3 separate regions of the Homo sapiens genome follow, and regions 2 and 3 are each linked to region 1. Evidence: chromatin loops called from intact Hi-C (ENCODE). Cell type or tissue: OCI-LY7. All regions are shown on one strand.

Region 1 (2,500 bases):
TCTATTATTTATTTTAAAAATTATTTTTGTATATTAATTAAAAAATTGTTATGTATTTACGGGGTACAAGTACAGATCTTTTTTTCTTTTCTTTTCTTTTTTTTTTTTTTTTTTTTCTTTTTGAGACAGAGTCTGACTCTGTCACCCAGACTGGAGTGCAGCGGTGCAATCTCAGCTCTCTGCAACCTCCGCCTCCTGGGTTCAAACGATTCACCCACCTCAGCCTCTCGAGTAGCTGGGATTGCAGGTGCATGCCACCACGCCTGGCTAATTTTTGTATTTTTAGTAGAGACGGGGTTTCACTATGTTGGCCAGGTTAGTCTTGAACTCCTGACCTTAGGTGATCTGCCCACTTCGGCCTCCCTAAGTTCTGGGATTACAGGCGTGAGCCAGTGCGTCTGGCCATGAGTACAGATTTCTTACATGCATACATTGCATAGTGGTGAAGTCTGGGCAGGTTTTTTTTTTTTTTTTTTAAGCAAAATGCAAAGTTATAGGTAGAGTGAAACCACAACTATGGTTGCAAATGCTATATAAAGCAGGTGGAAAACAAATGAAACAACTTCTAGATTCAAAAAGCATTACTTTGTAAAGATGTAATTCCATTTATTTTAGCTATTTTCTTCTTTACCGGGACACTCCAGACCCTCTCTGTAGTTTTGCGTTACTCGATTCAGCTTGGTCTCAGCTGTTAAAGGTCTAATGCTAAATTAGTGGTGGGGATGGGAGCTAAAATGACTTCAAATTTCCTCAGCCTATTGTTGTTCAAGGCTATAACCAAGTGTTTTTGTTTTGTTTTTTTTCTCACTTTCCTTTTGTCTGGTCTCCACTTCTTGACTTTTTCTTACCATGTTTTGAAGCTGCTTTTTACTTGAGTCCTGTGAGAGCTGCCTTCCCTCCCAGCTGATTGTAATTTCTTACTAAAGCCCTGTTAACTCCAGATCAATGGCTTATTTGACTCACTTGACTTTTTAAAGGAGCCAGAATTATTTCGCCTTTAAAGCAAATGTATGTATGTATGTTAACCCTTAAGCTCTCAAACACTCAACCCATGTGTTAGGGTTAAACTAATGGCTCTGACGATTGGGTGGAGGCAAGAAAGATAGAAATGATGAGAGTAGGAAAAATGACATTTGTGTGTGTGTGAGAAATAAAAATCACTCGAGACTTTTACATAGTAATATGCAAATTCCCCCTTTATGCTTTTCTCACTTCCACCTGCAATTGGAGATGTCAATCTCTCAGCTGAGAATGATAGCTCTAGTGAGTCACTGTTGCCTATGGAGGGATGTTGTCTTGCAGATGTGTTGGTGTAGAACAAAGCTTTTTGTGGTAGCAGCCTCCATGATGCCTGCCTCCTCTTATTCACATCCTTGTGTAGTCCCCTCCCCCGTTGCACCAATGCACTATAGCAGAGGCAATGCTATGCCACGTCCAGGCTTAGATTATAAAAGACTGAAATGTCTTTTATAATCTTGAGTCTTCTCTTTTGAATCACTTGGGTCCTCTCTTTTGAATCACTCACTTTGGAGGAAGCCTCATCATGAGCAGCCTATGTAGAGGCCCATAGGGCACAGAACTAAAGATTCCCTTTAACCCTCCCACGAGTGTGCCTGGACACATATCCTCAATTGACTACAGCCCCAGTTGACTTCTTGATTGTAGCCTAGTGATAGGTCTTGAGCCTGAACCTGGCAGGTAAGCCACTCCTAGATTCTTGACCTACAGAAACTATGAGATAATAAATGTTTGCTGTTTTAAGCTGCTAAATTTGGTGTGATGTTACATAGCAGTAGATAACTAAACCAGTTGTAAACAGCTGGGTTAGACCAAAACCTAAAGAGATTTTTCTTTGAGACAGGGTGTTGCTCTGTTGCCTAGGCTGAGTACAGTGGCATGATCACACCTCACTGTAGCCTTGACCTCCTGGGCTCAAGCAATCCTCCCACTTCAGCCTCCCGAGTAGCTGAGACTACAGGCACGTGCCACCATGTCCAGCTAAGTTTTGATTTTTTTTGGAGACAGGGTCTCTCTCTGTTTCCCATGCTGGTCTTGAACCCCTGGATGCAAGCAGTCCTCCCACCTTGGCCTCCCAAAGTGCTGGGACTACCGGAGTGAGGCACTGCGCCTGGCCAACAGATTTCTTTTACTTTGGAAGTGCTATTACCAAAATCATGCTGGAGTTACCAGTAAGTAACCAGCTTTGGTAATTGCAGCAACATATTTGTTATTATAATTTCACCCAATCATGAAAAATTTGGTTGAATGGGATGAGGAATTATTATTAACATAACATTAATATCATATAAGTGGCAGCCAATTTTAAATGTAGGTTTTGTTTGTTTGTTTGTTTGTTTGTTTTGAGACAGGGTCTTGCTCTTTTGCCCAGGCTGAAGTGAAGCAACGTGATCTTGGCTCACAGAAACTTCTGCCTCCTGGGTTCAAGGGGTCCTCCCACCTCAGCCTCCCGAGTAGCTACAGGTGCTTGCCACCATGCCTG
Region 2 (2,500 bases), 990 kb after region 1:
TGGAATAACATGCAGATGAACAATTTTCTTCACTGTTACAGCATATATTCGTGTGTGCACATAAACAATTAACAGATTAATATATAATATATCAAGTGGTGGTAAGTGCCATGGAGAAGAATGAAGCAAGAGAGGGAAATGAATAATGCAGCTAGTTGCAGCTGTTTCAGCAAATGTGGTTGGAGGCCACTCTAGAAAAGGATTTCCAACAGCTCAGAACAAAGTCACACAGAAGATATGTAGATGATGTAAGAAATGTTTTCTTATTAATTAGTAACTCAATTAAAAGGACATGAGCTGATAAAATGCAACAGCAAGCATTTACTAAAGGCTTGTCCAAGCTCAGGCCTAGAGAAAAACAGCAGGAAGTTCTGGGAGGTCATTCTACAAAACATGGCGATGGCTGTTGTAAACTCAGGGAATTGAGCTAAGTGAGCCCTGAAACAGCTGTCCTGCCCAACACTTCTGCCCTGTCCCCGCTCTGTTTCTGGCTGGTTTGCTGAGGTGACCCCCGTTACATGGCCCTGAGCAAGCTCCTCATCTCTCCAATGTGCAGTGTTACTTAGCAAAATGCTGAGAGCAGCACTAACCAGAAAAATCCGGTATCAGCTCCCCCAAAATCAAATATAAGGTCTGTGCAATCCACAGATCAACTCATGTGTGACCCACTAACTTTGCAAGGAAAATGTGCTTTTTATAGCATCTGGGTCAGACTCATTGAGTGGTGCATTGCGTTAAGGATTCATGCATTTCCCCCAGATTTTCTATTGCCCAGGTGGTAGGTTAGGCATTTAGATAATCTGGCTCAATGTTGTCTAAGAGGAAGGTTTTGGGAACACAATACCTAATCCTTGTTACTAAATCTTTATGAGAAAATGGGCTGAGAGAGAGCCACAGAACAAAGTTTTGGTTTGGTGTTTTGATTCCTGAAGCAAGGAGTTCTCTTTTAAGAAAAAAATAATAAATCAAGTGGGCATTGAGTGACATCTACCATCACTAGACTTTCTAAACAAGAATGAAATTCACCTATGGAGGCTGTAGATCTCTTTGCTATGTTCGTGTCTGTCCATGCCTTGCCTTTTTGTGTTTTCTCTTTCATTCTTTCTTTTTCCGTTGATAAATCACTCAATAACCATACACAAACTAGCAAAACCACATCCAGGACAGCTGGTTAACTGATATACCTTGAGGTTTTTGAAAACAAAACAGCTGAACACTTCCTCTGTGCCAAAAGAGAGGAAGTAGAGATTTTCCAGGACCCATTTAATCAGAATGATTTCCTGACTGGGGAGGTAAATTATCTATTCAGTCTTTCCCCTGTTCATCTGCTCAAAGACTATTAAAATATAGATGATATCTCAGAAAAATTAATGCAGATATAAAAGATTATTAAACTAACATTTAATTAACAAAGCAACAGTAGTTTCTATAAGCCACTACCTCTGGAAGGTCGTTTTTATCTCTCCGCTTCCCTGTCTTTGAGGCGATACTGTTCACAACTCTTTTAATGTTTGGATAAAGTCCAAGATGTTGCTGTTGGTATTGCTGAAGGTTAATTCTCAAACTCCATGGTTTGATTTGAGAAGGAAATTGTCAAGACTTCCTCTCTCTCAGGCTGGGTTTGGTTACTGGAACATTTAGGACACTTTGAGCAGCAGGTAACTGAACACCAAAATTAAACAATGCATAAATGCATTAGATTGTGAGCCTGCGAGTTTAGAGATAAGACACTATGTTCTCTGGAGGATTGGCTCAATTCAGTGGTTTTAACTCCACGTTCCTCCAACTCTCTGGACTCATCCTCAAGGCCTAGAGCAAGATGTCTGCAGCCATTCCAGGCCTCAGTTATACCAATGTCCAGAGGGAGAGAGGGTTTCCCCTCCAAAATTTCTCTCAAGAGTGTAGGGGAAGGGCCAGGCTCGGTGGCTCATGCCTGTAATCCCAGAACTTTGGGAGGCCGAGGCAGGCGGATCACCTGAGGTTGGGAGTTCAAGACCAGCCTGACCAACATGGAGAAACCCCCTCTCTGCTAAAAATACAAAAAAAAAAAAAAATAGCCGGGAGTGGTGGTGCATGCGTGTAATCCCAGCTACTTGGGAGGCTGAGGTAGGAGAATCGCTTGAACCCGGGAGGAGGAGGTTGCAGTGAGCCGAGATCGCGCCATTGTACTCCAGCCTGGGCAACAAGAGCGAAACTCCATCTAAAACAAAAGAATGTAGGGGAAAAAACCAATACCCTTTCCTCATCCATCACAAGGGTCATGGCAGATACTCCTATAACAAGAGACAGAGTAACAAGAGAAAAGCATCACAAATTTATTTAACCAAGGTTTACGTGACAGGGGAGCCTTCCAAAGTGAAGACCTGAAGACCCAGGGAAGACTGTGCTTTTGTGCTGAGTCTGATGGAAGAAGTGAACAGTTGCAGAGAAACAGGAAAGGGGTGTGATGTAATGGTAATAAACTTGTAGTGGTGGGAGCTTAGCAAGGCGTGCTTGTTCA
Region 3 (2,500 bases), 58 kb before region 1:
TTGTCGCAGACCCCTGCTTCGGGGCTCCGGGGGCGGGCGCGGGCGGCTGCCCGGCCCGTTACCTGCGCCCGAGGGCTCGCCCACAGCCCGACCCTCGGCCGCCCGGTCCCGGCCCGGCGCGGAGCCCCTGCCCGGAGCCAGCCGTCGCCCGCGCGCGCCCCGCCTCGGCCGCCCGCGGGCGGGGAAGAGGCCGGCGCGGCCGCGGGCTGGCGGGCAGGGGCGGGCGCTGTTGTTTCCGCGAGCCCAACTTGGGCGCAGGTTCCGCGCCGCGGCGCCGGAGCCTGGGCCGCAGCCCGCGGGGCCGGCCGGGGGGCGGCGGCCGCGGGACGTATGCGCCCCGGGAGGAGGCGGGCGGCCGGGAGAAAGAAAGAACGGGGGGCGGGGTGGGCTGCGCGGCGTGCGGGGCCGGAGCGGCGGCCGCGCGGAGCAGGGCGGCGCGTGTGGCGCTGTGGAGAAATGTCTCCGCCGCCGCGGCGCGGAGCGAGGGAGGGGGCCGGGCGCGCGGCGCGGAGGGGAGGGGGCGGCCACGGGCCTGACTACACCGACACTAATTCCCAGGCCGCCCTTAAGGAATGAGGGGAGCACGTGACCCGCTGGGGGGGCGGCGGGGGGAGGGGGCGGGCGGACTCCGAGCCATTTTGGAGCCGGTGTCAGTTTCCACTCTGCCTTCAGCGGTGCATTTTTTTCCACCCTCCCCTCCCCCTCCTCCCCTCCCCCCGCTCGCACGCACACACACGGCGCCCCCCGCCCGCCCGCCTCCCCCACAGCAACTATGAAATAATCGTAGTATGAGAGGCAGAGATCGGGGCGAGACAATGGGGATGTGGGCGCGGGAGCCCCGTTCCGGCTTAGCAGCACCTCCCAGCCCCGCAGAATAAAACCGATCGCGCCCCCTCCGCGCGCGCCCTCCCCCGAGTGCGGAGCGGGAGGAGGCGGCGGCGGCCGAGGAGGAGGAGGAGGAGGCCCCGGAGGAGGAGGCGTTGGAGGTCGAGGCGGAGGCGGAGGAGGAGGAGGCCGAGGCGCCGGAGGAGGCCGAGGCGCCGGAGCAGGAGGAGGCCGGCCGGAGGCGGCATGAGACGAGCGTGGCGGCCGCGGCTGCTCGGGGCCGCGCTGGTTGCCCATTGACAGCGGCGTCTGCAGCTCGCTTCAAGATGGCCGCTTGGCTCGCATTCATTTTCTGCTGAACGACTTTTAACTTTCATTGTCTTTTCCGCCCGCTTCGATCGCCTCGCGCCGGCTGCTCTTTCCGGGTACGTAGGAGGCGAGGCGCCCCCGGGACGGGGCTGGGGGCCGGCGGGGGCCGCGCGGGGCTCGGGGCGGCCGCGGGTGGAAGGGGAGCCCCCCCCGCGCCCCGGCCGCGCCGCCGGGAGGGCGCTGACAGCGTGGGCGCCCGGCCCCGCGCCCCGCGCCGCCCGCCCCGCGCCTGCCGGCCCCGCGCGCCGCCCTCCCCGCGCCCGCGAGCGCGCGCCCGCCGCCGCCCGCCGACTCCCGCGGCGCCGGGACCGACCCGCAGCCCGCGCCGCGCCGCCGCCGCCAGCAGGGCTCGGCGCCGCTCCAGCCGCCGCCGCCCGCTCAGCCCCGGCGCGCCGCGCGCGGCCCCACGTTTTAGTTCCCCGCTCCCCCGGGCGCCCCTCCGCACCCTCGCGACGCACATGGCCCCCGAGAGGAGTACTGGTATTTCCAGCCTCGGCGGCTCTCCCGGCCGCAGCGCCCTTTGTTGAGAGGTAGATTTGGATGAAACGGGGACGGGTTCCTGAAATCGGGAGCTGCTTGGGTCAAGTGGCTTCCCTCCTCTCCCGAAGAAAGGGCTCTGGAGGGGCTCCAGCAGCCAGAGAACGCCCCCATTTTATAGGGACGGGTTGCGTGGGGGGCGGCCATCCCGCCAAGGTGGGTGTTAGGCTGGAGAGAGCCCCGACGAAAATGTTATTAACTTAAGTTGGGGGGACACTTGTCTGAGATTGGATGGCTGGTAAGATGGCGGTTCCCAGTTGTTTCCAAGGTCTCCTGCATTTGTGTTTAAAATGCTGAAGTTTTCAAGGTGGTGTGTGTTGGGAGTCTTGGATAAGTGCTCTGAACATCGCTTGGGAGGTGCTCCCTGGGAAGTGGGCATTTCAAATTTGGAGCTTTTTGTGGAGTGAAGATGGTGACTGGACGTTAGCTTTGCTGGAGGCTTGCTTTCTCACTACTTCTTTTTCTCCTTTTTCTTTTTTCCCCTTTTGGAGACTGCAACTTTTCTCTCGACTTCTACTAAAGGATGCACTCAGCATCATGACTCCAGTCCACTATCTTTTACAGGTTTTGCTAAATGTCAGCATAGGTCATTTGGCAAAGGGATGCTTTAGAAAAGAGCACTAAAAAGTTGATTGCATATGTTTACGCAGTCACTTGGGCTTGACAGTGATATGGCATGATCTTTTTCCCAGAGATTTACAGTTAATAATTGGAAGTAAACAAGTAGAGAGACTTTGATCATTACCACTTGCAATAAAAGGATTTAGTG

What was found. Hi-C counts contacts between places; a loop is a spot of excess contacts. Peaks named below come from ENCODE experiments on the same cell type or tissue, not always from the same donor. Only the 100,000 strongest peaks of a DNase experiment are listed, where the experiment ranks them.
Region 2: a loop joins it to region 1, with 5 times the contacts of the local background. A loop is called at or near these places in 1 of 110 quality-filtered maps.
Region 3: a loop joins it to region 1, with 4 times the contacts of the local background. A loop is called at or near these places in 2 of 110 quality-filtered maps.

What each region holds. Positions count from the first base shown.
Region 1 is chr10:22,377,960-22,380,459 of GRCh38, forward strand. The region is part of intron 4 of SPAG6 (sperm associated antigen 6); the gene reads left to right. Among named protein-coding and RNA genes, the nearest start is that of SPAG6, 34 kb to the left of the region's middle. RefSeq lists an enhancer at 901-1,130. In OCI-LY7, no CTCF peak of the experiment used is centred here; DNase peaks (open chromatin) are centred at 202 and 1,302; H3K4me3 peaks cover 1,032 bases; H3K27ac peaks cover 1,419 bases.
Region 2 is chr10:23,367,854-23,370,353 of GRCh38, forward strand. No RefSeq gene overlaps it. Among named protein-coding and RNA genes, the nearest start is that of C10orf67, 24 kb to the left of the region's middle. In OCI-LY7, no CTCF peak of the experiment used is centred here; a DNase peak (open chromatin) is centred at 1,168; H3K4me3 peaks cover 1,286 bases; H3K27ac peaks cover 1,774 bases.
Region 3 is chr10:22,320,447-22,322,946 of GRCh38, forward strand. The region is part of intron 5 of COMMD3-BMI1 (COMMD3-BMI1 readthrough); the gene reads left to right. BMI1 (BMI1 proto-oncogene, polycomb ring finger) reads left to right here and starts at 653. Exons shown (of 10, transcript NM_005180.9): 1 at 653-1,250. RefSeq lists silencers at 138-397, 458-627, 818-1,017. In OCI-LY7, no CTCF peak of the experiment used is centred here; DNase peaks (open chromatin) are centred at 275, 585 and 1,105; H3K4me3 peaks cover 1,579 bases.